2 separate regions of the Homo sapiens genome follow, and region 1 is linked to region 2. A link is a loop called in an ENCODE intact Hi-C map of the cell type or tissue named here. Cell type or tissue: Caco-2. All regions are shown on one strand. Links, peaks and the distances in the headings refer to the core of each region. The heading gives the core; the rest is flanking DNA. Region 1 holds the start of SNORD115-45 (small nucleolar RNA, C/D box 115-45). Region 2 holds the start of PWAR1 (Prader Willi/Angelman region RNA 1).

The links. Peaks named below come from ENCODE experiments on the same cell type or tissue, not always from the same donor. Only the 100,000 strongest peaks of a DNase experiment are listed, where the experiment ranks them.
Region 1: a loop joins it to region 2, with 2.4 times the contacts of the local background. A loop is called at or near these places in 1 of 110 quality-filtered maps.

Annotation. Positions count from the first base shown.
Region 1 is chr15:25,256,298-25,272,343 of GRCh38, reverse strand. It overlaps SNHG14 (small nucleolar RNA host gene 14), which reads right to left. Exons shown (of 148, transcript NR_146177.1): 140 at 5,730-5,913; 141 at 5,300-5,432; 142 at 3,891-4,015; 143 at 2,611-2,739; 144 at 810-926. It overlaps SNORD115-45 (small nucleolar RNA, C/D box 115-45), which reads right to left and starts at 7,817; the gene lies at 7,765-7,817. It overlaps SNORD115-46 (small nucleolar RNA, C/D box 115-46), which reads right to left and starts at 5,753; the gene lies at 5,683-5,753. SNORD115-47 (small nucleolar RNA, C/D box 115-47) reads right to left here and starts at 3,827; the gene lies at 3,795-3,827. It also overlaps SNORD115-48. In Caco-2, for the core only: no CTCF peak of the experiment used is centred there; no DNase peak of the experiment used is centred there.
Region 2 is chr15:25,128,816-25,144,861 of GRCh38, reverse strand. The region is part of intron 61 of SNHG14 (small nucleolar RNA host gene 14); the gene reads right to left. PWAR1 (Prader Willi/Angelman region RNA 1) reads right to left here and starts at 9,220. Exons shown (of 1, transcript NR_022009.1): 1 at 6,809-9,220. In Caco-2, for the core only: a CTCF peak has its summit at 10,076; a DNase peak (open chromatin) is centred at 10,441.

The DNA.
Region 1 (16,046 bases), core at 4,726-9,725, 130 kb before region 2:
CTATTGTTCTATCTTCAAGTTTACTTCTTGTTTCTTCTCCCAGTTCAAATCTACTATTGAGCCTTTCTAATAAATTTTTAAATTTTAGTTATTGTACTTTTCAACTCCAGAATTTTCATTTGGTTCTTTTTAATAATTTCTATCTTTTTATTGGTATTCACTATTTTGTGTGACATTGTCATCATACCTTCACTTTTTTTTTTTTGAGACAGAATCTCACTTGTCACCCATGCTGGAGTGCAATGGTGTGATCTCAGCTCACTGCAGCCTCTGCCTCCTGGGTTCAAGTGATTCTTGTGCCTCAGCCTCCTGAGTAGCTGAGACTACAAGCGTGAGCAACCATGCCCAGCTAATTTTTCTATTTTTAGTAGAGACAGGGTCTTGCCACGTTGGCCAGGCTGGTCTGGAACTCCAGCCAGTGAATAGTGCTGCTATGAACATTCATGTGTATGTATTCATTTGAACATTTGTATTCAATTCTTTTGAGTGTGTACTTAGGAGCAGAATTGTTGGGTTACATGGTAATTTTATCTTTAACTTTTTGAGGAACTGCCAAAATGTTTTCCACTAAATCAGGAGGAAAGAATTGATAAGTGGTCTTCTAGAAGCTAATAGAAACAGGTGAGAGAAACTATATCCCAAATATATTTCTTTATCTTAAGCTCAAACTAGAATACCCCAGAAAAGATAAGGACCAGCCAGTCTAGTTTTCATGTCATCTCATGTCCTCAAGACAACATAAGGTCTTATTGTTGAAACAAGCCATGGAACTCTACAATCACATATTCACTTTGTCTGAAAATACCTACCAGAGTGGCATCCTTAAATCCTGGTTGAAAGTTCACAGGAGACCAAACAGATATCTGGGTGTGTCAGCTGTGCTGGTGTCAACAAGCCAAAGAGTACTCTTCCTCAGTCATCCTTATCTAAGGGGAGGAGGATAAGACAGTAGATCAAGATGACAAATATTACCTCCTGTATGTATGGCTTATGCATGCTATTTCTTAATGAAGAGATATGATTAGTACTGGAAAAACTGATCCATTAGATAGGCTATAGGCCATTTATTCATCAAACAGAATAAAGACTAACTATACAGGTCTCTTGAATTTGGAGAATATCTCAGGTAGTTTAATGCAGAAATAAGACCTTCAATTGATCAGTCTTGTTTACATATTCAAGGAAGCCATATCAATAACAATTGGCATTAACATGTTGCTTGCACTCCATCATATAATGATCATACTGGAGCCAGGTGAAACTCAGATTTTAGAAAACAGACATCATACTACTCATAATTGTATTTAATTTAATGAATGATGGGATATGTATATATCAGAATTAGAACATGTAGCCATAATGCCATAGTCTTTATGTTGTGAGTCATCATCAATAAACCACAAACATTGTAAAAACATAGCAACCTGACATATATAAATTAGAAGTTAATATGTTAACTTCTATATTTAGACCAAATGAGCATCACATCTTAGAGATGATACCAATAATCACAAAACTTGTCAACATTATATCGATGCAATTTTAGTAAAAAATAAAGTTTCCCTCTTGTAGATCCTGGCAAGTATGCTAGTCACTCATTGAGAAGAAGAATGCATAACGATAATCATGTGGCCTGAAGGAACGGCCCTGACTGTCATTCATATAAGTGTCCATAAAGGTCTTATTTACCATTGGCATTATTCACAGCACACACTTTCATCATAATGAAAACGAAGCCAAAGGTACTTGAGAAAGAAAAGTCAGGCACCAGATTGCTCATCAATTTATCTAATTTCAAGTTTCATGGGCAAACACATATTATTGAAACTCACATTTTTATCCCAATTGCAAGGACCCTTAAGTCATAAAGATTCATTAATGATCAAAACATATCCTAGCACTGTTAAAATATTATACTAACATTACAGAAAATTTTGTCTGTATATTTAGACCACGATAACTGTAGCGCATTGAGCAAAATTCCAATGTATCATATTTCTCAACCCTGAAAACAATCAATCGTAGGGCAAAAGTAAGGATTTTCTCATGAGGATTGCATCACATGTGTCAGTCAATCATTGAGAAGAAAACCCTATCGTGATATTCATGTTGTCTGAATGAATAAATCTAATTATTATAGAGCTCAGTCTTCACTAGTTCAATTATCTATTTGAAATTTTTCAGTCAGCAAAGGCAGCCTCTCACCTCCACTCAATAGAATAGTGCCAGTAGGACTTACTAAATCATCCAATGAGAGAAAAAGAGCAAGGGTCTTAGTGCCAAATATCCAAGAAAATTAGGAATTGTAGGAAACTTAAATAGCACTTAAAGAATCAGAATTTATAGTTTACTTAGAAGCACACAGATAGAAGCGTGCAAAACAAGTTTCGCAATAAGATTCCATTGCCAGAATCCCAAAATAAAGTCCCCAATGGAAGGAAACTAAGAAATCCAAACTTCTTGTCTCACAATTGTTACCTAGGCTGGGCCTCAGCGTAATCCAACTGAACTTAATTTTTACGTCATCATTTCTCTTCAAGGTAACATCTCATCATTGACCCAGCCCATGGCACTCATGTGCATATGCACACTTGGATCAAATATGCTTACCAGAGATGGTTTCCTTAAACACTGATGGTAAAGTGGACTGGATGCCACATTTTCAGTGCCAGGCAGTTGAGTGGTGTCAGTTTCTCCCTGAACAACAGGGTAAAGGGTTTTCTTCCTCCACAGTCTTTTCTGTAAAAGACAAGAGTAGGCTATAGTCAAAGGGTGGGATTACATCTCTTATATGTGCATGACTCCTAATTGCTGTTCCTAATTTCTACAAGACTGAGATGTGTGATACTCCAAATATGACCCGTTACTTAAGCTGTGGTAGACCACTGATTCCCCGTGTACAGTAAGGGCCAAGCACATAGGTATCATGTCTTTTGATGACCTGGTAAGGGATTATTTCCCTGCAGAAATAAAAGCTTCTTATCGTCTTCATATCAGTAACAACTGGCATCATACATAGTGTATGCATTTCTTTATAATGAATCTAATGACACCTGAGTGAGACTCAGGATAAGGAAATGAGATTTCAGACTACCTGTATTGTATTCAATTTCAATCAAGGGTAACCTATAGCTGAATCTCAAGCCATTCCCTAAAATTGCCAAAGTCTTTCAGTTGTGAGTAGTGCCTCAATGATCCACAAACATCATAACACCATACACAGCAACCAAAAAATAAAATAATAGAAAAGGATTGTCTATTTGTGCAATCACTAAAGAGTTGATTGCAATGAATTACTAAATGTCACATCTTTAAATCAAAGTACGTTCAGGCAAAAAAAAAAAAAAAAAAAAAAGGAGTTTTAATGAGGACCTCATTAGATCAGTCACTCATTGGAAAGAATAGATCATTGCTCACTAATTTTGTATGAACAGGTAAATGTAATCATTTTGAAGGCCAATGTTTAATATTCAAATGGTCCACTTGAAATTTTTTAATTACGAAAGACAGAACTCATATATATAATCCGTGTAATGACACACCTCTTGCTGGATGAACATTCTGAAGCACACCATGAGGAAAAAATAAACCAAGATATTCTCTCTAATAATGTATGAGTATTAAGAATAAAGACAAGATAAAAGAATTTTAAAAGTTCCTTTAGAAGTAGGTAGAGGCAAATGATGTAAGATTCCCCCAAGGGTTTCTTCCTACCAAGTTCAAAATGGAATAACCCATACCCCCCAAATCTAATGACTTCTCACACCTTCTTGCAAGGATTGGCACTATTTTGAGCCTCAGCTTAATTCTATTGAGCATGATTTTTACATTATTACGTCTCCTGAAGATACTCTTTATACATATATTTACGTTGTCTTGTAAACCCTTACCAGAATAGCATCCTTAAACAACGGTTGCAGGGACAGAGGATCAGTTAAATTCACTGCAGCATGCCTGTGCGGTAGCACTTGCCTCTGTGACAACACCAGAGGGTGCTCTTCTCAGCAGTCTTTATCTACAGGCATAGGAATGGGACCATAGTTCAAAATCAGACATAAATTGTTCATGTGTATATGGCTTACACAGGCTATTTCTTAGTGGACAGATACGGTCCGTACTACCACAAAAAGACATATTACTAAGGCTCTAGACCATTGACTCATCAACATCATAAGGACAAGGTATGCCAGGTTTTTGACACTGAGTAATCTGCGATATTATCATATATCATACTATAGAGATGGTAAACATGACTGAACACATTCCAACATTATTTTAATATAATCTCAGTAAAAAGTGAACATTTTTTGAAAGAATTCCATCAAGTAGGCCAGTCACTCATTGAAAATAAAAACCTATAATGAGATCCATGATTCTAAATTTGTGAACCCAGTCATTTCAAAGTCCATATTAGGAATAAGTGTCATCATTTCTAACATGTGCTTTCATTATTCTGAAAATAGTGGGGTCACATGTGTGAAAGGAAAATAAACTTGGGACCCCAATTTACTACGCCAAGAGAAAAAAAAAATAAGCTGAAAGCTGAGTCATGCAAGAATTTCCTTTTGATCTTAAGCAGATAGCTACAGATTAAAGGTTAAAGATCTCCACAGGTAGCTTCTCTATGTTCACCTTATCTTATGTAAAGTGCTGATTTACTGAGCATGAGATGAATACATTATTGACTATACCCCTACCTGCTCCTTTTGTCTTGGAACATACGGATTATCATACCCTCCCTTTTCCCCCTCCAGCCCACTTTTCCCCTTTAAACACTGAAGCCCTCAAAATCATCTTTGGAGAAAGACATAGACCCCAGACGGTTTCTGTGATTTTGGGTTTATTTCTTCTGAGCATGTGCTTAACCTTGGCAAAATCCACTTCTAAATAAACTTCTAAATCTCAGATACTTTTTGGTTTACACATGATAGGAACTGAAATTTGAGTATCAATTTGGTGATCAAATTACTAAATATTTAAGTTTTATAGGCAAAGTACATACTGATCCTCACATTCTCCTCCCCATTACCACGGTCTCTTCCATTACCATGGTCTCACAGTTACAGAAAGTTCATCAGTAACTCAAAACAGTGAAACACTGTTAGAGCCCCCACAATAATAATATAAAAAATTTTTGTCTAGTCATGTATCTACAGCCAAATGTATATTAAATATTGGACTAGGTAACAGTGAATTTAAAAAATCTTCAATATTGATTGTATGAAGTTCAGATAAAAAGTAAAGATTTTGTCATAAGGATTATATCATAAAGCAAAACTCATATTGAAGTTCAGATTACCTGAAGGTGTAAAACTAATTCCCTTAGGTGGGAGTCTTCCATAGCTCAATGTTCTAGATAGAATATACACGTCGGTAAAGGAAGCTACTGATCTTTTATAATAGAATGGCACATCTCTTGGCAGCATGTCTTACTGAAATACACAATAAGAGAAAAAGCCAAAGAATGAGACCTGAATATACCTTACTATTAGAAATTAAAGGTCACTGAAGCAAAGCTTATAGGCTGAGAATTTTTTGTTCATTTATAGGTGCACTGATACAGTTGGGCAAACAAGTTACCCATAAAGATTTTGTTATTTCAAGTTCAAAATAAAATTCCCCTTGAAGGGAAATAAGAAGTCACTATTATCTGTTTCAGCATTTTCATCTAGGTAGGCTGAGCCTCAGCATAATCCTATTGAGTGTAATTTTAAGGCATTATTTCTCACCAAATCAGAAGATTTCATTATTGATGAAAGACATAGTACTCCCCATGCACACTTGAGAAGGCTTCCTGAAGCTGTGATGCTAGGATGCATTGGTGTCAAGAGCATTTTCATTAAAGGACACCTGGGTGCTGTCAACTGTCCCAGTCACAACAGGCCAAAGAGTGCTTTTCTTCCATATCATCATCTAAGGGACAGATGTAGAGCAAATGTCAAAGGGAGAACTACATCTCACCTGTGTATATGAGTCATGTTTGTTAATTGAGCAATATTGACAATACTAAAAAAATGACCCATTATAAAGGTTTTAGTCCACTGGTTCACAAAATATAATAAGGACAAATCATACAGGTCACTTGGCTTTGGAGAAGCAATTCAGTGGTTTTCTGCAGAAACAAAACATCCCATTAATCATCGCTTTATATATTCAAGGAAGCTGTATCAGTAACAATTAGCATGGTTTACTGTATATGAACTTTCATAAAATACAGACACTCTGGAAGCCACTTGCATCTCAGGATCTAGAAATCAGTTATCAGGGCACATGGAGTTGTATTCATTTACATGCATCTTGGCCAAAATGCCCAGTTTTCATATTGTGAACCCTCATCAAATGACCCACAAACATGACAAAATGGAATAACATGAAAATATTATAATAGGTAGAGGTGAAGGCCAGGCACGGGGGCTCAAGCCTGTAATCCCAGCACTTTGGGAGGCAGAGGTGGGCAGATCACAAGGTCAGGAGTTCAAGAACAGCCTGACCAACATGGTGAAACCATGTCTCTACTAAAATTACAAAAAAATTAGCCAGGAATGGTAGCACGTGCCTGTAATCCCAGCTACTCAGGAGGCTGAGGCAGGAGAATCGCTTGAACCTGGGAGGCAGAGGTTGCAATGAGCTGAGATCGCACCACTGTACTCTAGCCTGGGCAACAGAGCGAGACTCCGTCTCAAAAAAAAAAAAAAAAAAGGTAGAGGTTAATCTATGTCTACTCTTATATGTAGATGAAAAGAATATTACATTGTTTCATCATTATTTCAGTAAAATTTCAATAAAAAGACTTGTTTTAATCATGAGGAAGCCATAAAGAATGTCAAGTCACTTACTGAGGAGTAGAATGCCCACTGGGACACATATGTTGCCGCTTTGGTGAACCTACTCACCTCAAAGGCCCTTTCAGGACCAACTGGAAGCATTCACAGCCTGTATTTTCATTATACTGAAAATGATGAAGTCACATGATATTTGGGGTTTATAATTCAGATACTAGTTTACCCATCAACTTATTCAGTTCTCTGTTTCATGAGGAAAGCAAATTACTGATGTTACATATTTGTGTCCACTGGCATGATATTTCTGTTATGAAAAGTTTACCAGTGAGTAAACTGGCCATACCATTACAATATCTTAACACTTTTAAGGTAAAACAAGAAAAAATTTGATGTAGTTGTATATATGTACCCAAGTGAACACTGCATGTTAGATTGGGCATTATTAATCAAGTGAAACAGAAAATAAATTAATATGTTCTCAACTTTCAATCCCACCAAATTCAGGTAAAAAGTAAAGATTTTGTCATAGCATCATATCAGATAGGTCAGTCACTCACTGAGAAGAAAATCTATACTGAGATCCAGATTTTTTAAATGAGTAAACATAATAGCCTTAAGAGAGAATCATCACTAGCCTAGTGATCTATTTTGAATGTATGTGTGACGAAGGCAGTCACTCTGCTTTCATTAATGGGATGATTGCATCTCTTGCAGCACTGAAAGATACAATGAAAGATACAATGAGAGAAGAAGAACCAAGGAATGAGTCCTAAATGTCTCATACTATTAGGAATTATAAATAATGGAAACAATGCTTAAAGGATGAAAATGTGTTGTTTACCCAAAAATGCATACACAGGGTTTGGCAAAGCAAGTTCGCCACAATGGTGTCTTTTTCTCAAGCTCCAAAATTATTCACCTAAAAGAAACAAGGATTTCTAACTTCTTGTCTTAGGTTTGTCACTTATGTTAAGTCTCCACATAATCCTATTGAACATAATTTTTATGTCATCTTCCCTGTCGAAGACAATATAACATCTCCATATTGCCCCAAGCCAGGGGGTTAATCTATGGAGTCATCTCCCCACAAAGGCAGAATCATAGATATTAGCATGCTTATCAGAGATAGATTAATGTTCTATGGTGGATTGGAGTTGCTACATATTCAGTGCTGGATATCTGGATGGTATAAATTGCCCTGGGTGCAGCAGGCCAAGTGGTGCTCTTCCTTTGCTCTCACCTAAGAAGAGAGTAGGCCAGGTGTCAAAAAGGAAAACATTGTTTCCCATAGTTATATGGCTCATGCATGGTTTTCCTTAATGGAGCAAAATGGTCAGTACCCCAGAAATAGCCCATTATGTAGTCTATAGACCACAGATTCACCAAACACAAGGACAACATATACAGGTTTCTTGACTTTGGAGAATCACTGGTGTGGTATCATGCAGAACTGGGATGATGCCACTGATCATCCCTTCTCTATGTAATTGAGGTGGCCATATCAGAAGCAATCGCCATGGTCACTTGCCATTTCACACTCATAACATGAAACTTCTAAAGCCACATAAAACTCAGCTTCCAGAAATCAGATATCAGGCCACTCAGAATTGTATTCATATTTTATTATTTCTTTTACTTGCTTACTTTGAATTTAATTTGAATTTTCCCCCTAGCTTTCCAATGGGAAGGATTATTTATTTAGATCTTTGTTCTTTTTAACATACATTCAGTGGTATAAATTTCCCAGTAGGCACTGCCTTTGTTGCGTTCCTAAATTTTTGATAAGTTGTGCTTTCAATTCCATTTAGTTTGAAATATTTTAAAAATTTATCTTGAGACTTCTGTGACCTTCAGTTATTTCAGTCTGTTGTTTAACCTCCAAGTATTTTCATGTTTTTCAGCTATCTTTTTTAGTGATTTTTGTTTACTTTCATTCCATTGTAGTCTGAGAACATACTTTGTATGATTTCTATTCTTTTAAATTTGTTGAGGTGCATTTTCTAGCCCAGAATGTGGTCTATTCTGCTGAATGTTTCATGTGTGTGTGAGAAAATGTGTCATCTGCTGTTGTTGGGTAAAGTGGTCCATAGATGTCAGTTACATATAGTTGACTGAATCAAGTTTTTGATCATGATTGATCATGTTATGCCCTTACTGATTTTCTGCTTGCTAAACCTGTCCATTTCTGATAGAGGGATGCCAATGCCTCCAACTCTAAGAGTGAATTTATCTATTTCTCTATGCAGTTCTATCAGATTTAGCTTCATGTACTTTGATGATCTGCTGTTCAGTGCGTACACATTAAGGATTGTTATGTCTTCTTAGAAAACTGATCCCTTTATCATTAAGGAATGTCCCTTTTGATCTCTGATAATATTCCTTGTTCTAAAGTCGGTTGTGTCTGAAATTAATATGGCTATTTCACTTTATTTTGATTAATGTTAGCATGGGATATCTTTCTCTATTCCTTTACTGTGAATATATTTGTGCCTTTATAAAGTAGATTTACTTACTTTTTTCTATAGAGATGAGGTCTTATTCTGTCAACCAGGCTAGAGTGCAGTGGCATGATCATAGCTCACTGTAGTCCCAAAATCCTGGGCTCAGGTGACACTCCGCCTTGGCCTCCTAAGGACTGCAGGTGCACACCACCATGCCCAGCTATTTAAAGTGCATTTCTCATAGACAACATATATTTGGGTCTTGTTCTTAATCCACTGACAATCTCTGTCTTTTAAGCGATGTTTAAAGTGATTATTGATATACTTAGATTAGTATACTCAGTATTTGTGATTGTTTTCTATTTATATCAACCTTGTAATTTGTTACTTTTTTGGTATTCTACTCTTTTTCTCCTCTCCCTGATTTTAATTGAGCATTGTATAAGATTCTGCTTTTTCATACAAAAAATTAGCCAGGCATGGTGGTGCACACCTGTAATCCCAGCTATTCGGGAGGCTGAGCCCGGAGAATTGCTTGAACCTGGGAGGTGGAGGTTGTGGTGAGCTGAAATCGTGCCATTGCACTCCAGCCCGGGCAACAAGACCAAAACTCCATCTCAAAAAAAAAAAAAAAAAAAAAAAAAAAAAGATTCTGCTTTTTCTTTTCGTTTTCTTTGTTTTTGTTTTTGTTTTTTTTTGTTGTTGTTGTTGTTTTTTTGAGACAGAATCTTGCGGCTGTCTCCCAGGCTGGAGTGCAGTGGCGCAATCTCGGCTCACTGCAAGCTCTGCCTCCCAGGTTCACACCATTCTCCTGCCTCAGCCTCCTGAGTAGCTGGGACTACAGGCGCCCGCCACCATGCCCAGCTATTTTTTTTTTTTTTTTGTATTTTTAGTAGAGACGGGGTTTCACCGTGTTAGGCAGGATGGTCTTGATCTCCTGACCTCGCGATCCACCCACCTCGGCCTCCCAAAGTGCTGGGATTACAGGAGTAAGCCACCGTGCCCGGCCTCTTTTTCTTTTTCTTTTTTTTTTTGGGGGGGGTGGAGGGTAGAGATGGGCTCTTATTCGTTGCCAGGCTGGACTTGAACTCCGGGGCTCAAGTGATCTTCCTGCCTCAGCATCCCAAAGTGCTGGGATTACAGACATGAGTCACCATGTCTGGCCTGATTCTGCTTTTTCTTCTGTTAGTATATTGATTATACTGCTTTTTTCAAAATCATTTTTAGTGGCTGTGCTGGATATTACATTATACGTTTACAACTAATCCAAGTCCTTTTTCAAATTATACTGTCCTACTTCGTGGGTTAGTCCAAGTAACTAAGAGTATTTTCTCTCCCTCATGACTATATATATATATATATATATATATTTCATACTTTAAGTTCTAGGGTACATGTGCAAAACGTGCAGGTTTGTTACATATGTATACATGTGCCATGTTGGTGTGCTGCACCCGTTAACTCGTCATTTACATTAGGTATATCTCCTAATGCTATCCCTCCCCCCTCCCCCCACCCCACGGCAGCCACTCGTGTGTGATGTTCCCCACCCTGTGTCCAAGTGTTCTCACCGTTCAATTCCCACCTATGAGTGAGAACATGCAGTGTTTGGTTTTTTGTCCTTGCGATAGTTTGCTGAGAATGATGGTTTCCAGCTTCATCCATGTCCCTACAAAAGACTTGAACTCATCCATTTTTATGGCTGCAAAGTATTCCATGGTGTATATGTGCCACATTTTCTTAATCCAGTCTATCGTTGATGGACATTTGAGTTGGTTCCAAGTCTTTGCTACTGTGAATAGTGCCACAATGAACATACATGTGCATGTGTCTTTATAGTAGCATGATATATAATCCTTTGGGTATGTACCCAGTAATGGGATGGCTGGGACAAATGGTATTTCTAGTTCTAGATCCTTGAGGAATTGCCACACTGTCTTCTACAATGGTGGAACTAGTTTACCATCCCACCAACAGTGTAAAAGTATTCCTATTTCTCCACATCCTGTCCAGCACCTGTTGTTTCCTGACTTTTTAATGATTGCCATTCTAACTGGTGTGAGATGGGATCTCATTGTGGCTTTGATTCGCATTTCTCTGATGGCCAGTGATGATGAGCATTTTTTCATGTGTCTTTGGCTGCATAAATGTCTTCTTTTGAGAAGTGTCTGTTCATATCCTTTGCCCACTTGTTGATGGGGTTGATTTTTTTCTTGTAAATTTGTTTAACTTCTTTCTAGATTCTGGATATCAGCCCTTTGTCAGATGAGTAGATTGTAAAAATTTTCTCCCATTCTGTAGGTTGCCTGTTCACTCTGATGGTAGTTTCTTTTGCTGTGTAGAAACTCTTTAGTTTAATTAGATCCCATTTGTTTATTTTGGCTTTTGTTGCCATTGCTTTTGGTGTTTTAGTCATGAAGTCCTTGCCCATGCCTATGTCCTGAATGGTATTGCCTAGGTTTTCTTCTAGGGTTTTTATGGTTTTAGGTCTAACATTTAGGTCTTTAATCCATCTTGAATTAATTTTTGTATAAGGTGTAAGGAAGGGATCCAGTTTCAGCTTTTTACATATGGCTAGCCAGTTTTCTCAGCACCATTTATTAAATAGGGAATCCTTTCCCCATTTCTTATTTTTGTCAGGTTTGTCAAAGATCAGATGGTTGTAGACATGTGGTATTATTTCTGAGGGGTCTGTTCTGTTCCACTGGTCTATATCTCTGTTTTGGTACCAGTACCATGCTGTTTTGGTTACTGTAGCCTCGTAGTATAGTTTGAAGTCAGGTAGTGTGATGCCTCCAGCTTTGTCCTTTTGGCTTAGGATTGACTTGGCAATGCAGGCTCTTTTTCGGTTCCATATGAACTTTAAAGTAGTTTTTTCCAATTCTGTGAAGAAAGTCATTGGTAGCTTGATGGGGATGGCATTGAATCTATAAATTACCTTGGGCAGTATGGCCATTTTCACGATACTGATTCTTCCTATCCATGAGCATGGAATGTTCTTCCATTTGTTTGTGTCCTCTTTTATTTCGTTGAGCAGTGGTTTGTAGTTCTCCTTGAAGAGGTCCTTCACATCCCTTGTAAGTTGGATTCCTAGGTATTTTATTCTTTGAAGCAATTGTGAATGGGAGTTCACTCATGATTTCACTCTCTGTTTGTCTGTTATTGGTGTATAGGAATGCTTGTGATTTTTGCACATTGATTTTGTATTCTGAGACTTTGCTGAAGTTGCTTATCAGCTTAAGGAGATTTTGGGCTGAGACGATGGGGTTTTCTAAATATACAATCATGTCATCTGCAAACAGGGACAATTTGACTTCCTCTTTTCCTAATTGAATACCCTTTATTTCTTTCTCCTGCCTGATTGCCCTGGCCAGAACTTCCAACACTAAGTTGAATAGGAGCGGTGAGAGAGGGCATTCCTGTCTTGTGCCAGTTTTCAAAGGGAATGCTTCCAGTTTTTGCCCATTCAGTATGACATTGGCTGTGGGTTTGTCATAAACAGCTCTTATTATTTTGAGATACGTCCCATCAACACCTAGTTTAGTGAGAGTTTTTAGCATGAAGCGCTGTTGAATTTTGTCGAGGCCTTTTCTGCATCTGTTGAGATAATCATGTGGTTTTTGTCTTTGGTTCTGTTTATATGATGGATTATGTTTATTGATTTGTGTATGTTGAACCAGCCTTGCATCCCAGGGATGAAGCCAACTTGATCGTGGTGGATTAGCTTTTGATGTGTTGCTGGATTCGGTTTGCCAGTATTTTATTGAAGATTTTTGCATCGATGTTCATCAGGGATATTGGTCTAAAATTCTCTTTTTTGTTGTGTCTCTGCCAGGCTTTGGTATCAGGATGATGCTGGCCTTATAAAATGAGTTAGAGAGGATTCCCTATTTTTCTACTGACTGGAATAGTTTCGGAAGGCATGGTACCAGCTCCTCTTTGTACCTCTGGCAGAATTCAGCTGTGAATCCCTCTGGTCCTGGACTTTCTTTGGTTGGTAGGCTATTAATTATTGCCTCAATTTCAGAGCCTGTTATTGGTCTATTCAGAGATTCACCTTCTTCCTGGTTTAGTCTTGGGAGGGTGTATGTGTCCAGGAATTTATCCATTTCTTCTAGATTTTCTAGTTTATTTGCATAGAGATGTTTATAGTATTCTCTGATGGTAGTTTGTATTTCTGTGGGATTGGTGGTGATATCCCCTTTATCATTTTTTATTGCATCTATTGGATTCTTCTCTCTTTTCTTCTTTATTAGTCTTGCTAGTGGTCTATCAATTTTGTTTATCTTTTCAAAAAACCAGTTCCTGGATTCATTGATTTTTTGAAGGGTTTTTTGTGTCTCTATCTCCTTCAGTTCTGCTCCAATCTTAGTTATTTCCTGCCTTCTGCTAGCTTTTGAAAATGTTGGCTCTTGCTTCCCTAGTTCTTTTAATTGTGATGTTAGGGTGTCAATTTTAGATCTTTCCTGCTTTCTCTTGTGGGCATTTAGTGCTATAAATTTCTCTCTACACACTGCTTTAAATATGTCCCAGAGATTCTGGTATGTTGTGTCTTTGTTCTCATTGGTTTCAAAGAACATCTTTATTTCTGCCTTCATTTCATTATGTACCCAGTAGTCATTCAGGAGCAGATTTTTCAGTTTCCATGTAGTTGAGTGGTTTTGAGTGAGTTTCTTAATCCTGAGTTCTAGTTTGATTGCACTGTGGTCTGAGAGACAGTTTGTTATAATTTCTATTCTTTTACATTCGCTGAGGAGTGCTTTACTTCCAACTATGTGGTCAATTTTGGAATAAGTGCGATGTGGTGCTGAGAAGAATGTACATTCTGTTGATTTGGGGTGGAGAGTTCTGTAGATGTCTATTAGGTCTGCTTGGTGTAGAGCTGAGTTCAATTCCTGGATATCCTTGTTAACTTTCTGTCTTGTTGATCTGTCTAATGTTGACAGTGGGGTGTTAAAGTCTCCCATTATTATTGTGTGGGAGTCTAAGTCTCTTTGTAGGTCTGTAAGGACTTACTTTATGAATCTGGGTGCTCCTGTATTGGGTGCATGTATATTTAGGATAGTTAGCTCTTGTTGTTGAATTGACCCCTTTACTATTACATAATGGCCTTCTTTGTCTCTTTTGATCTTTGTTGGTTTAAAGTCTGTTTCATCAGAGACTAGGATTGCAACCCCTGCTTTTTTTTGTTTTCCATTTGCTTGGTAGATCTTCCTCCATCCCTTTATTTGGAGCCTATGTGTGTCTCTGCACATGAGATGGGTCTCCTGAATACAGCACACTGATGGGTCTTGACTCTTTATCCAATTTGCCAGTCTGTGTCTTTTAATTGGAGAATTTAGCCCATTTACATTTAAGGTTAATATTGTTATGTGTGAATGTGATCCTGTCATTGTGATGTTAGCTGGTTATTTTGCTCGTTAGTTGACGCAGTTTCTTCCTAGCATCAGTGATCTTTACAATTTGGCATGTTTTTGCAGTGGCTGGTACTGGTTGTTCCTTTCCATGCTTAGTGCTTCCTTCAGGAGCTCTTGTAGGGCAGGCCTGGTGGTGACAAAATCTCTCAGCATTTACTTGTCTGTAAAGTATTTTATTTCTCCTTCAATTATGAAGCTTAGTTTGGCTGGATATGAAATTCTGGGTTGAAAATTCTTTCATTTAAGAATGTTGAATATTGGCCCCCACTCTCTTCTGGCTTGTAGAGTTTCTGCTGAGAGATTTGCTGTTAGTTTGATGGGCTTCCCTTTGTGGGTAACTTGACCTTTCTCTCTGGCTTCCCTTAATATTTTTTCCTTCATTTCAACTTTGGTGTATCTGTCAATTATGTGTCTTGGAGTTACGCTTCTCAAGGAGTATCTTTGTGGCATTCTCTGTATTTTCTGAACTTGAATGTTGGCTTGCCTTCCTAGGTTGGGGGAGTTCTCCTGGATAATATCCTGCAGAGTGTTTTCCAACTTGGTTCCATTCTCCCCATCACTTTCAAGTACACCAATCAGACGTAGATTTGGTGTTTTCACATAGTCCCATGTTTCTTTTTTACTTTGTTTTACTTTTTTACTTTTTTAGGCTTTGTTTCTTTTTACTCTTTTTTCTCTAAACTTCTCTTCTTGCTTCATTTCATTCATTTGATCTTGAATCACTGATACCCTTTCTTCCACTTGATCAAATCGGCTACTGAAGCTTGTGCATGTGTGACGTAGTTCTTGTGCCATGGTTTCAGCTCCATCAGGTCATTTAAGGTCTTCTCTATGCTGTTTATTCTAGTTAGCCACTCATCTAATCTTTTTTCAAGGTTTTTAGCTTCTTTGCGATGGGTTTGAACCTCATCCTTTAGCTCAGAGAAGTTTGTTATTAGCGATCATCTGAAGCCTACTTCTGTCAGCTCGTCAAAGTCATTCTCCGTCCAGCTTTGTTCCATTGCTGGCAGGGAGCTGCATTCCTTTGGAGGAGAAGAGGTGCTCTGATTTTTAGAATTTTCAGTTTTTCTGCTCTGGTTTCTCCCCATCTTTGTGGTTTCATCTACCTTTGGTCTTTGATGATGGTGACGTACAGATGGGGTTTTGGTGTGGATGTCCTTTCTCTTTGTTAGTTTTCCTTCTAACAGTCAGGATCCTCAGCTGCAGGTCTGTTGGAGTTTGCTGGAAGTCCACTCCAGACCCTGTTTGCTTGGGTATCACCAGTGGAGGCTGCAAAACAGCAAATATTGCAGAACGGCAAATGTTGCTGCCTGATCCTTCCTCTGGAAGCTTCGTCTCAGAGGGGCACCCAGCTGTATGAGGTATCAGTCAGCCCCTACTGGGAGGTGTCTCTCAGTTAGGCTACT
Region 2 (16,046 bases), core at 7,118-12,117:
CCCCAAAGCTCAATGACCTCTTCATGTTAAACTACCCTCACAACAGGGAAACATCTGTGGTTGATTTTAAGCCATCTAACTCTGAGATGAGAGACCCCGTCAAAGGCTCTTCAAAGCACAGGCAGAATAGAGGAAAACTTGCGAGGATTATAAAACATCTTTAGGAAGTTAGAATCCAGGGCTCCCAAATCTATACCAAGGAGTTCATATTTTAGTGATAACCCTAGATGCAAAAAAGTACATGAAAAAGGCAAAATGGGTCAGTCTCAGTGGTGACATAAAAGACCACAGGAAACCAAAGAGTTTCAAATTTTACAGGAAACAAAGAATTTTAGAAAAACTGAAGATATTGGACAAGGTCTTTTGGAGACTACCCCTAAAGTCTTCCCTGTGAAAATAGATTGTTTTATAATCCAGTCCTGCAAGCAAAGAAAGGATGTGTCCATTGGAGAAATTGAAGATAGGCTCTTTAATACCCTTAGGAAGGACTCAGTAGACCTTGAAGCAGATATGAGCCCACACACATCTTTCCCCATTTTGCAGAAAGGAACTGAAGCCAAAAAAACAGGATTTAATATGTAAAAAAAAACTACAATGAGCAATATTATTCCCATTATCAGATCTCTAGCACCTCACTAAACATTTTGAAAGAGTTTCATTAAAAAAAATCAAAGTAGAGATAAAATTACATCCTCCTATCCCAGACATTAAACCCGGAATAAGGAAGTCTCTTGATAAAGACGCCTGTAAGCAGTAAGGAAATTGGAAAACACTTGTTTTGCATTAGCTCAGAATCAAAGGGCAAAACATGAAATAAGTGACAAATCAAGGTGCTTCCGGTGGGTATCAAGCACAAAACATTTCATCTTTCAAGTCAAAAAGAAAACTTTCTCTAAATATTAAATGACAACTCTGCAAATTTTTTTAACTGATATGGGTGCTAAATATCATCAACCTTAAACCTTATCACTATTACACAACCTCTTCATTGAAAATAAACTACTCACATGGTAGGTTTCTGCAATAATTATCAAATATTCCTCACATCCCAGCCCATTACAGCCACCCTTGGACTTTAACTAAATTACACTCTTTCTTTCTCTGTAATACCATATTCACTCACATGATAGGTAGGAAGTTACTACGTGGGTGGAACTGTAAATTAAATGCTATCTGGATGGTCTAGACCTTGAGTCTCTGACTCCCTCACTCATAAAGAAACCATAGATAATCTGGACATTGATTCACGACTACTATTGAATCTAAATCAAGCCAAAATTGAAGATCTCAAGGAAGTGCTTGACATTCTTATGGATAAACCCGGTTAAGACTCAGATTTATCCACCTTAACTGCTACCCAACTTGCACAATCTCTTCTAAAACCAAGAGATTAAAAAGGACTAAAGGACTAAAATAATAGCTAAAAACTTTGTAACAGCCCTTATAATTCTTTTACACTCCATGCTCAAAAACCCAGTGGCAGAGATAGCAGATTTTTTCAGGACTTCAGAACCATAAATAGAATAATCGCTGTTTATCATACCCCACCCAAATACCATCTTATTTCCACTGAGTCCTTGAGGCTGCATATCTTATAGTGGCAGATTTGTGTTCTACTTTTTTGTTATAGTGCCTTTGTATTAAAATACTCTATACTTGTTGGTACACCCTAGGCAAAATCAACAGCATACTTGTACTATATCCCCTGGATTTACTTAGATACCTTCCTACTTTTCACAACGATTTCAAGGACCCTAAATTTCTGTGATTCCACTCTTATCAATAGATAATATGAATGACCAGTGACTGTGTTCTAAAGACAAAGCAAGTTCTAAGACTTATTCTACCTATCTACTTTGTTTTAGCTCAGAAAGGTCATACAATTTCCAAAGAGAAGTTAGAATTTTGTTTAAGTTCGTTACCTATGATGTGATTTATCCCAAGAAGATGAATCCTTTATGCCTGATAGATTATAAGCTATCCAAAACTTTTCAGGCTAGTAGTTAAGAGATCATTAAGAGGATTCCTGGGTTTCCTTGGATGCTTATTGCAGAACATTCCAAAATTTTCCAAAATTTCCCATCTCTCTGACTTACCCACTTTATGAGTAGCCAAAACTGAGCCCTAAGAACCTAATCACAAAGAGATTTTTGTGAGTTAAAATTAGCCTTCCAATGACCTCCCACTTTAGGCCTACCTAATTATCACAGAACTCTCTACCAGTTTGTATATGAGTGCTGGGGATAAGCTCTTGGTGTTCTAAATGCATTTCAGGAGAATCCTCAGGGGCCAGCTCATTGAAGTCTGTATCTTCACCCAGTGGCAATAGCCACAACAGCTAAATTACTGGAAGCCTCTGCTGGCTTGGTTTAGGTTAGGGTCTCCTTTAAGTTTCATAGTCCCTCTTGCTGGATAACCTTTACTGAAAATACACAAAATTGAAAATACATACTTTTCAGCATAGAGGCTTAAATTCCTATGAAATATTACTTCACATCAGCACCTCACATCTTTATTACTTATGGCAATACTTTCAAAATTGCTACTTTTTCCATTACCTTAAGAAGAAGCTGTGTACTGTCTTTGTTTACAAACTATGCCCTAAATAGATGTATTAGTAATCTCTTTTTAAAAATCCATGTTTCATCTTGTTCTTTGATGTGCTGTACTTTAAGACTGGGACAAAAGAATATCAGATGGCACATGATGTGACATACTTCACCCTTATAATCACTACCAGAGGCAAAATCTGCCAGATGACAGGACTCATTTCGCTCTACAGATCTGGTCAGTTTGAGTGAGATAGGAGAGTGCTGGTGGCAGGTATGCTTTGTGTGTAGTTCTTGGTCTTGTTTGTGAACAAACAGAGTTCTCAATCTCAGCAGGAGCCTCTACTAAAAATGGTCAGCAAATAAAAGAACTTTTGAGTATTGTAAAGCTTGCTAAAGATGTGGCTATTAAAAAAACAAACACTAATACAAGATGGGGATACCAGGAGGCCCCAGCATGGAGCCCTCACTAAGATCCTGGTCCTCATAATCAAACCTTCTGACGGGTTCAAACAGGTTCTTATAGAATGTCAACAATTGGTTCCACAGTTGGCAAACCGTTACTAATATAAATCTGCAGGTAAATTGCAAGAGGAAAATCTCTCACACTCTAGGATAGATGCTTAGTAGCGCCAGAGGACCTTAAACGGGATGTTTCAAACATTTAATATGCAATTAACTACCTAAGCAAAGAAAAATTGGCTACTGCACTCAATCAACATTGATGGAGAAATTTCACTAAGATTATTGAGGTTGCATGCGGTGTCTTATTTGTTACCAGTATAATCTTGGTAAAAATGCAAAGATGGGGCATGAACAAGAATCTCAGGGCCCCTTAGAACACTTACAGATTTTGTAAGTACCTTCTGCAATGGGTTTTGAGTATGTATGGTAATTGTTCGCTTATTTGGAGGATAGATTGAGGCCTTGTTTGGAGATTTCCAGCTCTGCCAGAGCAAAATTTGACATGATTTTATGTTCCCAAACTCTCTCTCTAGTACAAGTATAAACTATCTCCATTTTACTGAGATGATAAAGAGCTTTGTACAGCTCTGCCAGTCCACACAGAAACGCTGCTGTCCATATTACTCTAATCTTCAGGAAATATAGAAAGAATAAACAAAAAGTTTAAGCTCAAATTAGCAAAACTATCAAAGACTCTCAAACTCACATGGCCTAATGTTTGCTTTAATGACAATGAGCTCAACTTCTGGGGTTCATCAAATCTTCCCTTTTGAGTTAGCAACAGGCCAACCCACGAGTCTAGGAATATCTCCTCTGCTTCTAGACTCTACATTATTGGAAGTGATCACAGCCAAATATTGCAGGTAACTCAGGCAATTTATCCAGTCTTATTAAGAGGTAAACAAGCAGCTTTTCCTCTACTAAATGACCCTCACATGGTCTAAATTCAGAGGCTTGGTCTCAGGTATCTCCAGGAGAGATACCTGAGAAAGAAAGCCCTCGAACCCTGATGGAAAAGACCCTATCGGATACTGTTAACGACTCATCCAGAAGTAAAATTCCAGGGAGTTGATACTGAGAGTGATGTCTTCCAATCAAAGAGGCATAAACCATCTTAAATCATTACTGGAGACCTCAAGCTGAGAAATCTTGAGACCTGGAGACCTCAGACTGAGAACGTGAGACCTCAATGAGAACTCATTAGAAGTAAGATGGTCTTTGGAAGGAGATGGCCACTACACATGATTTTTAGCCCAAGTAGATGACTGCATGAAATGTAGAGTTTCCACTCAAGACTCATAGAACAATACCATATATTGTCATGTTTTAATCTGCGTCCTTTTGTTATTTTCTTGCCTATCTGGCTTAAAGCTACATTTAATTATGTTGCTTATAAGGCATAGTTACATTTTAATCACTCCTCAGTATGAGTCCAATACCTAGTTATAATTTATGCATGCAGTGGTTAAATCATATAACCAAATTGTCCGTTAGGTTTGCACATATTTTCCTTGGTGAGCCACTCAGTTTCTCGTTTCCAGTTCCTCATAATGAATCATTAATTGGGACTCAACTCGTATATGACAAGATATTAGAAAATAAGGTTCCAAAACAATACTGGAGAACTTTTTGTGGAAGTCAGCTTTTGTAACTGAACTTACAGAGGAATAGAACATGAAAAACAACTAGAGAACAGAGTATCTATTTGGAGGTGGCTTTCACCCATCTTATAAGACACATGACTTTTCTTTCACCTGAGATCTATTAATATCAGTACTATAAAATTTATTGCCGGGTACTAAGCTATTCTTGACGAGTGATACAAAAAAATACAATACTATTTGACAGTCTCATAAGGATATTTTGGCTTTAAATAGATCATTGACTAGATCTGAAAAGACTGGTATTGGATGATGGAGACAAAGGTCTGCTGGCTACTGTCTGCACACTGGACAGAAATTTATTTCAGGGGTGAACTAACGTCTGCCTTCACTGTAGTCCCTGACATCCCCCAGGGTCCATTTTGACCCATTAGTTTCTTCTCTTAGAAAAAGAGGTCTTCAGATAACTTTACTCCAAAAAGAGAAAAACCAGGCCTTGAGGCAAGAACCCAAACTGTAACCACACAGGGAATTCTGGGTTGCTTTCTTCTCTCCTTAAGCCTCTTCAATTCATGCTTTTCGAAAGGGTTGGGAAGCCTGGAGCTGACTCCATGCTATTGTATAGCAAACAGCAGGCAAGTTAGACAATGCCCCATCTTGACTTGGAGGTTCATGAAATTTTTCAGAATATAGTAATTTTATAAGGGAAAAATGTGTTGTTTTTGGGGGAAGAATGTTTAATTTGCATCCCTGCCATCTCTCTGGGATCTCTGATATCCCAGATAAGGACCAGAAAGCAATCAAAGACATAATAAAATTAGGTAATTTGGCTAAAGTCCCATATCTGGTCTTGTGGGCTCATCACAGTGTGGATGGTATAGATTTTCTTGGTAAAAGCTGTATGTTCCTGGCTCCTCACTCAGTAGCTGACAACAAACTCTGACCACAATCCTCTTAGTATATTTCTGTGTTGATACCTTCAAGTGTGGATCTCCAGAATCCACCAGGATAAGCAGCTTAAGTACAGCTGCTTATCCATGGAACCATGAAATGACACAACTTACATTATCTACCCACATGGCTTCCTGTCTTCGCTGGGGACATTATTATCATTTTACCTTCATTGATATAAGTGTAGATGTTCTGAGACTCTTGCCCAGGAAGATAAAAGTTGCAAATATTTTTGTTCATCCTGGGAACTTCCCAAAGACCATCAACTCATCAACAGAAAGCATCAGACCACAGCTTATGCCTCCACACTGTAGAATCCCTCATCTCAAAATCCTAACGTTCAATCTTAAAATGCTGTGTCATGACCCTCACCCAATCCTAATCAAGCTCCCACACTGAAAGACCCATCTAAAATGAAACTTCAAGATCCCAGATATCCTGTTTTGTCCCCCACGCCCCTAATATGCTGCTGAGACACTGCTAAGATGGGCTTCCCCTTAGTGTAGTAAGAATATATTTGGCTTTATCAACAGACACTTCTTGGGAAATATGTTTATTTTTGGGAGCCAGCATATAGTATGTGTAACATAAGCCATGTTTTTTAAACGTATGTTTTCTCAAAGAGTCATAAGTAACATTTATTGAATACATTTAATGTGTTATTGTGCTAAATGAGACTTTTTCCAACAATCTCTCTTAATTTTGGTAATGGCTAGTACATTCCACCTCCTCTCACCACAGAGACAACTAGGAAAACATGGTAAATGGGAATTTGAACCCAGGCAATCTATGCCAACATCAATTTCCTTTAATGAGCATGTACTTGTACATACCAATATATTCCATTTTCATTATTACAGGGACCCATACTACCATCCTCACAGCTACTTCCTCACAGCCTAGAACAGTTCTGTCTCACACTACATGCTCCACATTTTTAGAGTAAATAGATGAACTAAAAACATATTCCATGCTGGTACACAAAATGGTATCCTAGAACATGGTCTTTGAATCCAGAAGTTCAGAGTTAGGATAATATATATGTACTACTTACCAACTATTTGCCTTGGTTTTCTCATTTTTGAAATAGGGGAAATAATATCTGCTTGTAGGTTTTGTGTAAAGATTATATAAAATGATATAAAGCAACAACCACAGAAGCTAGAACACACTTGGTGCTACGAAACAGCATCTAGTATTATTTTTATATTGTTTTCACTCCAGTATTTTTTTCTTCCCTGCATATGATTTCACAAAGTGGCCTATTCTCTTTACCATTTTAACTTGTCCCTGATTATTTAATAACATATTGTTCTGTATTTTTTTAAATTTTGAGGTTTCTGAGTGTTTGGAGACTACACACAGAAGTAGACTGTAACCATTTAATGCCTAACACATCTCAGCAAGGAATAGAGACTAAAGGGGATGAGAAAAAGCAGGTAGAGTGTGTGAGAAACCAAGCTTGTGTTTTTACTGTCGTGAGGATTCCACTCAGAGGCTGTAGAACTAAGCAGCTCTGCCACTAGGTCAATATATGTCATGAGGTACCTTTCATGATCTCTAAATGTTGGAGTTGCTCCTCCATTAAATGGGCCTAAGTCTATGGAAGTGTACCTATATAGATGTATATGAGAATGATGACACAGATACAGTATGAAGTGTGTGGCTGGGACACAGCAAGACCACAATAAAGGGTAACGACGGGACAGGATTATCACATTTACTTCTGTGCCTGTCATTCAGTACAGAACATAAATCAGCCCTGAATGGGAAGGGGTTGTGTCAATTGAAGCACATACAGTATTGCATAATCTTCATTTATGATGTTAAAAAAATAGATCCATTATAACTTCAAAAGTTAAATCTCATGGTTTCAGCTATGAACTTTCTCCAGATACGAGTCTCTCTTTCATGGAGGTCATAACTACAAGAAACTTCCCACAGCAAGTAGGGAACAAATCCCTTTGCCCATTTATTCAGTCATTCACAATTTTGGTGACTTATTCAATAGACGAACATTGCTGTGACATCTTCTCTATGCCAGGTATTGTACCAGAAACAAGAACACCACCCTCTCCTCGCTGCTTTCGTGGAACTCAGCATGGTGTTGACAGCCAGTGTGAGGCTGGCAATGCCTCTTTGCCCTCTGGATCATATTTACCTGCGTCTCTGATACTCACCTCCTCAAAGAGGAGGTATCACCCACCACATACCAAACTCCATGGATGTTCAAGTCCCTTATATAAGATGTAGTGTATTATTTGCATATGATCCACATGCATCCTCCTATATACTTTAATCTCTAGATTACTTATCATATCTAATGCAGTGTCAATGCTATGATAAATAGTTGTCATACTGCATTGTTTAGGGAATAATGATAAGAAAAAAAGTTTGTGCCTGTTCAGTACAGATGCAACCATATTTTTAAAGAATATTTTTGATCCATGATTGGATGAATCCACAAATGTGAAACCCATTGATACGGAGGGTCAACAGTATATACATATACACACACACACACAAATACACATACATACACATATGTGGCTGACTGTATATGTAATCTATATTATTACCCACTCCTTCAATCATTTGATAAACCATTCAAAATGCTAAAAATTGCATTTACTTAGCACATACCATGATCAGAAAATACAGGAAGCTCTGACATCAGGATATGAAAAAGACAATCTCAAAGAGCTCATAGTTTATCAAGGATGAAGAAAACAGTGACAGTAATTAAAATGAAAATAACTGGATGAAATTACAAACCAGTTCCAAACCTGACGACGCAATTTCTTTCTGAAGTCTTATGTGAAAGATAACTTTTCTCATTTTTTTCCCTCAATTTACACCTTTAACCTTGTTAGTGATGAATCTGACATTTCTCCACACCAGGGTAGAGGATCAGTGCAGAGCATGTTGAAGAGCGTTCCCTGTGGTCTTTGCCATGGCTAGTTATGGCTGGCCTCTACACTAGCTATGGCTCCCTCTGCAGGATCTTTAGGAGATGACCCAGAGACAGAAGATACCCAGCACTGCCATTTTTAATTGCAGTTAAATATAACAGGCAGTTGGTACTATTTTCCCTGGGGCCCACCCAGGACACTAGTAACTGCTTCTTCAAGTTGAGTTGCTAATACTGCATTTTTATGCCTGAGGCTCATATTTTAAAAATCTGTACTCTAACTACAATGAGAGAAACAGATGGCCCCAACGTTTTCCTTCAAGTGGTACTATTTTGATATATCAGGATGAAACTTTTTCACTTGTGGTACAGGCTAATAACCTTCTTATATATCAGATAGGTAGTTTCTTTGTCAAATTTGTTCATTTTACAGATATTAAGAGGAGAAAGGCTAATTTAATTTTACACACCCAATTCTACAACAGCCTGAAAATAGCATCAGTAAGGTAGAGGACAGGAAGGTAGGGTGGGTGTGGGGGCTCACACATAACTCAGTGGAAAGAAACAAGAAGAAAAAGAAACAATAATTTATATGCCTAACATTCTTTATGTTCCTCTTCTAGTTCCTCCAAGGAAATCCTACCATATGCCCACATTCCACATGGACCAAGGCAGGCGTTCCACTGGGGAGCTGGCAATTATTTTGAGATTATACCGAAGTAGTGCATGAACATAGCCTTGTGGATATCATGGCCTGAAGTCTTAGAGTCTTCACCAAAAAAGATAATGATGTATATGGGTGTGGGCAGCTATTCATGATGGTGCTGCTACAAAGAATTAAGTACCATTTCCAGCTGTCCTTCTGAAAGCAGAGAATAGCCCACAACTTTGTGGAGGCACCTTTTCTGCCTATAACATGTAAGGAGCCTGAAGGTCAGGTGGTAATGAAACTAGAAAATCTGCAATAGCCATATTCTTCCCAAGCCACAGTAAGATGAGAGAAGCCATTACCAATGCCTCCAGGCATACACTAGTTTCCTGAAAGGAGGGCACATGCCACAGGCCCTTAAAGACAGTCCATTTAGGAGGTTATCACCTCCAGAAGGAAGCCTGAAGCCAAGGGAAAAAAATTTTTTTTTTCTCTAAACCTGAAGTCATAACTTAGGTACATTGATTAGAAATGGTGCCTGATAATATTTCATATCCCAATAAGTTCCCTCAACCAAATTGCCTGGAAGCCTGGTGCTTCAAAGGAATTGTGTATGCAGATTGGAAACCTAAAGCCTAACCAACAAAACAACAGCAATTCTCTGAGGCTCTGATAAAAGCCTAAGTCATAATAGTCCACAAAAAAGGGGCTTTCTACCACTGCTACAGCTTCTAAGACCCCTAGAAAACGGAGCGCTTCCATAAGCAAAGCGGGAGCAGCTGGATAAACCAACAAATGAACTCCTTCCTTGAAGGAGGGCTTGTTGCTGCCCACCAGGCACCAGTGTTTATTTGGGGTACGTGGGATTGTTTGATAGTGTGAGCTGGTGGTATAAATGTTAACTCACATCTATGGGAATAAAGACTTGTGTTAGAGTACCTGGCACCCTAGTGGTGGTGGCAGCACTTACACTTTATGTAAGTGTACTTTACTTTGACACTTTATATAAAGTGTCTGGCCTGGACATGTTTGCAACAAACTCCCTTTCCCTGACTCCCACGGAATATTTCATTCCAGACCATGAAGTCCTAGGGGAGCTGGTAATCATAGTGAGGGAAAAGGACAGGAAAAATTACTTGAGTAAACAGCTAAGAGACTAGTCCTCAGAGAAGCTGTCTGCCTGAAAAAATCACAGCTACAGGCAAAAACAGAGCAGCCAGGGGAAACTCAGGCTATAGCTGCACAGATAAGCCATAGATAAGCAGGCAGGCAAAGTCTGGCATGGAAGCCCTTTATTCTTTGTATGATTAACAAGCTCCCAGCAAAAAGTTTCCTTCCCTTTTCAGATATGTACATGGTGGGCTCCCTGGAAGCCTGCACAGAAAGGAGGGGGCTTACCTAAAACAAACCCTCAGTTACACAAACAAAAATAAGCGGCGCTTTGTGCTTGCCTAGAGACATACCCACAGCTGCATAAGATAAGGGGAGTTGTACAGACAGCTTTGCTGATAAGAGAAGTTACTCAAAGTGCTACAGAGATGAGAGGAGTTTCTTAAAAAAGCTTTTGAATGACTGTAAAAACGGCAATCCACTTGGACTCCCCTCTCTGCTGCAGAGAGCTTTCTTCTTTCGCTTACTAAACTTTTGCTCCAACCAACCTCACCCTGTGTCCATACTCCTTAATTTTCTTGGTTGTGAGACCATGAGCTCAGATAACACCTTGGACAATGAGACCAGTGACCCTGACCTTTTCATTAGGGTACATTGCCTCCATTGGGGATATGACCAGACCTATCCTGAGTTATTCCCAGGTCAGTGAATGTCTTAGTGACTCAAGCCTTGTCCATCTCTTCACCCACCAACTTTTACATGGACAAGGAGGAGGGAAGGAGGACACATCCTACCAAGATTGCAAGGCAGGTAATAATTGCATCTAGGGCTTCAAATGATCCCTTTGCAAATTCACATAAAGAAAAAGTGACTGAAGATTTAAGCCAAACCAAGAAATGGAGAACTAAGAGATAAGGGAGCAAACGGTCATATGTGTCTTTAAATTCTGGACTACTGGACTCCATTAAGCCTGACGCCAGACCCAACATGGTTATTTATCTCCTTTTTTTTCTCCTTTAAGCTACTTTGTGTTGTATATAATTGAGAGAGGTGACTGATCAGGACAATTTATAGAGAAAAGCAAAGAAGGGCTAATAATACCAAAATTAAGGAAATATATTATTTCAGGGGTGCTTCTGGAATAATTCTTCTTGAGAACACAATACTGCCAATGGAAAAAAGAGATAAAGAACAGTGTGAACATGGTACAATGAAACGAGGTGACAACAAAATTCTCTTTGACATGTTATTGTTGACCATACGGTACTTATGGATGGAAACAGAATATAGTCATGAAATGAATGCAATAATTTGACTGTAATTTGTATATATTTTAAAATTTAATTGTGCAAATGCAATATGTGATTATGGTTTAAAACTTCAGATTATGCCAACAAAGTGAAGGTAGGGTATGAATAGCCTCAAGGTATAATGGTTAATCACACAGTTCTGAAGCAAGGTATACCTGGGTGCAAATATTGCCTTAATCAGATATTATAATGACAACTATTATTGCTGCTGTTCTCAACATCTAATCACTGTAGCCTTATGTTCCAAACCTTTCCAAACTGGTTTTTCTATATAAACTTTTCTTAATACTCAAAAGAGCAATTTGAGGGAGGTATTATCAGTATCATCATATGAGCACATATATAAAATGTTACATATATGTTATATATCAAATTAATACCATTACAACACATTTAGCATGGGGTAATTAGCAGCTTTTTTTTTTTTTTTTTTTTTGAGGCAGAGTCTCACTGCGACACCCAGGCTGGAGTGCAATGGTGTAATCTTGACTCACGGCAACCTCTGCTTCCTGGGTTCAAGCGACTCTCCCATCTCAGCCTCCCGAGTAGCTGGGACTACAGGCGTGCACCACCATGCCTGGCTAATTTTTATATTTTTAGTAGAGACAGGGTTTCACCATATTGGCCAGGCTGGTCTCGAACTCGAACTCCTGACCTCAAGTGATCCACCCCCCTCGGCCTCCCAAAGAGCTGGGATTACAGGCGTGAGCCAACAAGCCCAGCCAAAACATTTTTTAATTACTAGGTTTACAAATATTTCAGCACAAAATCTTCCTACCACTTTTCAGTATGCACTCAATAAATAAAAACATTTATTATCATAATGGTTACTTATTACATGAATCAGAATTTTGTAGATCTGTTATTTTCTTCTTTCAAACAGGATGCCTCTATTAAGTTGATCAAATAAAAAATGTTGATTTCATCATATAAGATATGTAAGTAACCTAAACTTACCAAAACACCCAGCAATATCTCTTCTAAATGATTGGTAAATATCATAGCATCAATCTTCACAAAGCAAACATTGCACAAAATGTTAAGATTTAAAGAAAACTACAAAGAGACTTTAAAATACTTTACCTATCATTTGATCAATTAAAGCAATGAAAAACAAGTGTACCGTTAAAGTAATTTATAATATGACTGTGTTTAGGTCTACCATTTTGCCATCTGTTTTCTATACAGTTTACTTTGTTCTTTTCTTCATTCTTTCCTGTATTCTTTTAATCAAGTATTTTTACTATTACATTTTAATTCTGCTGTTGCTTTTTTAGCTATATTTCTCTGTACTTTTTAGTGATTATTCTATGGTTATAATATACATCTTTAAATTATCACAGTCCTTTTAGAGTTAATACAGTTCCACCTAATGTTGCAGTGAGCTGAGATCATGCCCCCGCACTCCAGTCTGGGTGACAGATTGAGACTCCCTCATATATATATATATATATATATATATATATATATATATATATATATATATATATAAAATTTTACTTCATGAGAAGTGTACAATACTAACTCTAAGCAGATTGTCATAAATTAAGGGTACATTTTATAACCCATACAAAATACCCAGAGGTGGAGCCGAAATGTAAACAGAGAAGTTAATGTAGGATACTAAAAATATTCAATTAACCCAAAAGAACGAAGCAAAGCAGGCAGAGAGGAACAAACTAGAGGGGACAAATGGAAAAACAATAGCTAAATAGTAGGCATAAGTCTAGTCACGTTAGTATGTTTAATGCAAAGGGACTTAAGACCCCAAAGACTTAAAAGTCACTGATGGTTAAATTGGACAAAAAAGATCCATCTCTATGCTCTCTATAATGGAAGCACTATGAAGACAGATTTAAAGAACAGAAAAAGATACACCAGACATACTGCAAACCCAAGAAAACTGGTAATATTATTCAGATATCAGACGAAGCAGACATCAAGACCAGAAATATTACATAAGGTAAGACAGGCCAAATTAGGAAAAGATAAAATTTATTACAGTCATGATGTTCATAAAAGTATAAACAATAAGATATTTCCAAATACACGAAGAACTGAGAGAACTAAAGATAAAGAAAATCATAATCACAGCAGAAATTTTTTACACTATTCTCTTTGTAACTTATAAAACAATTGTAAAAATTCACTGACAATCTAGAAAATCTAGACACTATCTATCTGAACAAAATCTGCACACCTTGAGTTTAAATATATATTCCTGTGCATGTGAAACTTTTGTCAAGACAGATCATATGCTAGACCATAAGTCTCAATAAATTTGGAAAGCTGAAATATCAGAGTAACTTTTTAGAACCAAAACAAAACTAAAACAGAAGTTGTAACAAACTACACAGAAAAGCCCCAAATATTTGGAAATTAAATACTCCACTTAAAAATAACAGATCAAATTAAAACACAAAGGAAGAAAATAATTGAATTAAATGGTAATTAAAACAATATATCAAAGTTTGTGGAATCTATCAATGTAGTGCTTATAGCCTTCAATGGTTATATTAGAAAATAAGTAAGGTACATAATAGAAGACTTAATAGTCTCAAGATTAAGAAGCTACCAAAAAAAAGAGCATATTAAAACCAAGGTAAGATGAAGGAAAGAAATCAATAATATAAAAAACAGATAAAGAGAAAATTAGCAAATCAAAGATTGATTCTTTTAAATGACAAGATAGTTAAAAAAAAAAAAAAAAAAAAAGACCAACCTGAGAAAAAATAATATTACCTATATCAGAATTGGAAAGGTGAGATCTTACAGACAGTATAAGGGTAATAAGGAACTATCATGAGCAACTTTATACTACTGAATTTGACAAATCTGATAAAATGGACTATACTCTTTGAAAAACAGTACTAAAGCTGCCATTAAATGAAACAGAAACTCTCAATCCTGTATTATTAAATAAACTGAAATTGTTCATTAAAATATCACGAAGGAAACTCCAGGCCCAGATCATTTCACTAATGAATTCTATCAAACATTCCACAAAGAAATTTGACCTTTGAACAGCACAAGTTTGAACTGCATATGATCTATTTATATGCAGACTTTTTTCAATAAATACATTGGATACATTTTTGGAAATTTGTGACAATTTGAAAAAACTCAACTGCGTAGTCCAGAAATACCAAAAAAATTAAGAAAAAGGTATGTCATGAATGCATAAAATAGATGTAGATACTAGCCTATTTTTATCATTTATTACCATAAAATATACACAAATTATAAAAAGTTAAAATTTATCAAAACCTACTCACACATACTCACAGATCCTACATGGTGCCATTTGCAGTTGAGAGAAATGTAAATATGTGGTATTAAATCCTAACTGCATAAAATTAGCTGTAGTACACCCAGCATTATTGTAATAATTTTGTAGCCACCTCCTTTTGCTACAGTGGGGAGCTCAATTGCATCTGCTTAAAGTGCCAGGTGACCCGAAATCATGCCAGGAAACAGTTTCTCCCTCCAGTAAATTGCATGTGGCAGCAAAACAAAAGCTTTCACAGTTCTCATATTACTTTTCATAGTGTCTTGTGTAATACCATAAACCTTAACACCATGGGACCCATATGAAGTGCCACTGGTGATACTGGAAGTACTCCTAAGAAGCAGAGGAAAGTCATGACATTACAAGAAAACGTTTAATTGCTTAAAAGGTACCACAGATTGAGGTCTCCAGCAGGGGCTACTTGCCATTTCAAGATAAGTAAATCCAGTGTGAGGACAATTGTTAAAAAAAAAAAAAAAAAAAAGGAAATTCATGAAGCCATTGTTGCAGCTGTACCAACACTGTGAAAACCTTGCACTTTTGCAAAGTATCTATCTATTGAAAATGCATCTTTTCTGCGGGTACAGGATTGCTGTAAGGCATACCTCTAGGGTGCAAGATGATCCTAAGCAAAAGGAAGGTGAAGGTTCTAAATCTGGAGAATTTAATGCCAGCAAAGGATGGTTTGATAATTTTAGAAAGAAGTCTGGCTTAAAAACAGTCAAGCAGGAGAAGCAGTTCCCAGATGCCATTAAGAAAATCATTGAGGAGAAAGGATATCTGCCTGAACAGGTTTTTAAACTGACGAAAGTGCCCTACTCTGAAAAAAAAAAAATGCCAGAAAGGACATTTATTAGTAAGGAAGAGAAGTGAGCACCAGGATTTAAGGCAGGAAGGGATGGGCTAATTCTACTGTTTTGTGCAAATGTAATTGGGTTTATGATCAGGACTGACCTTATCTATAAAGCAGCTAACTCCTGAGCCTCGAAGGGAAAAGTTAAAACACCAGCTGCCGGTCTTTTGATTGTAAAACAAAAAGGCCTGGACAATAAGAAGTCTTTTTTTCTGTATTGGTTTCATTGATGTTTTGACCCTGATGTCAAGAAGTACCTTGCAGTAAGTGAGTGCCTTTTAAAGTTTTTTTTTTTGATTGGACAATGTCCCTGACCCCATGAGTTCAATACTGAAGGTGTCAAAGTGGTCTATTTGCC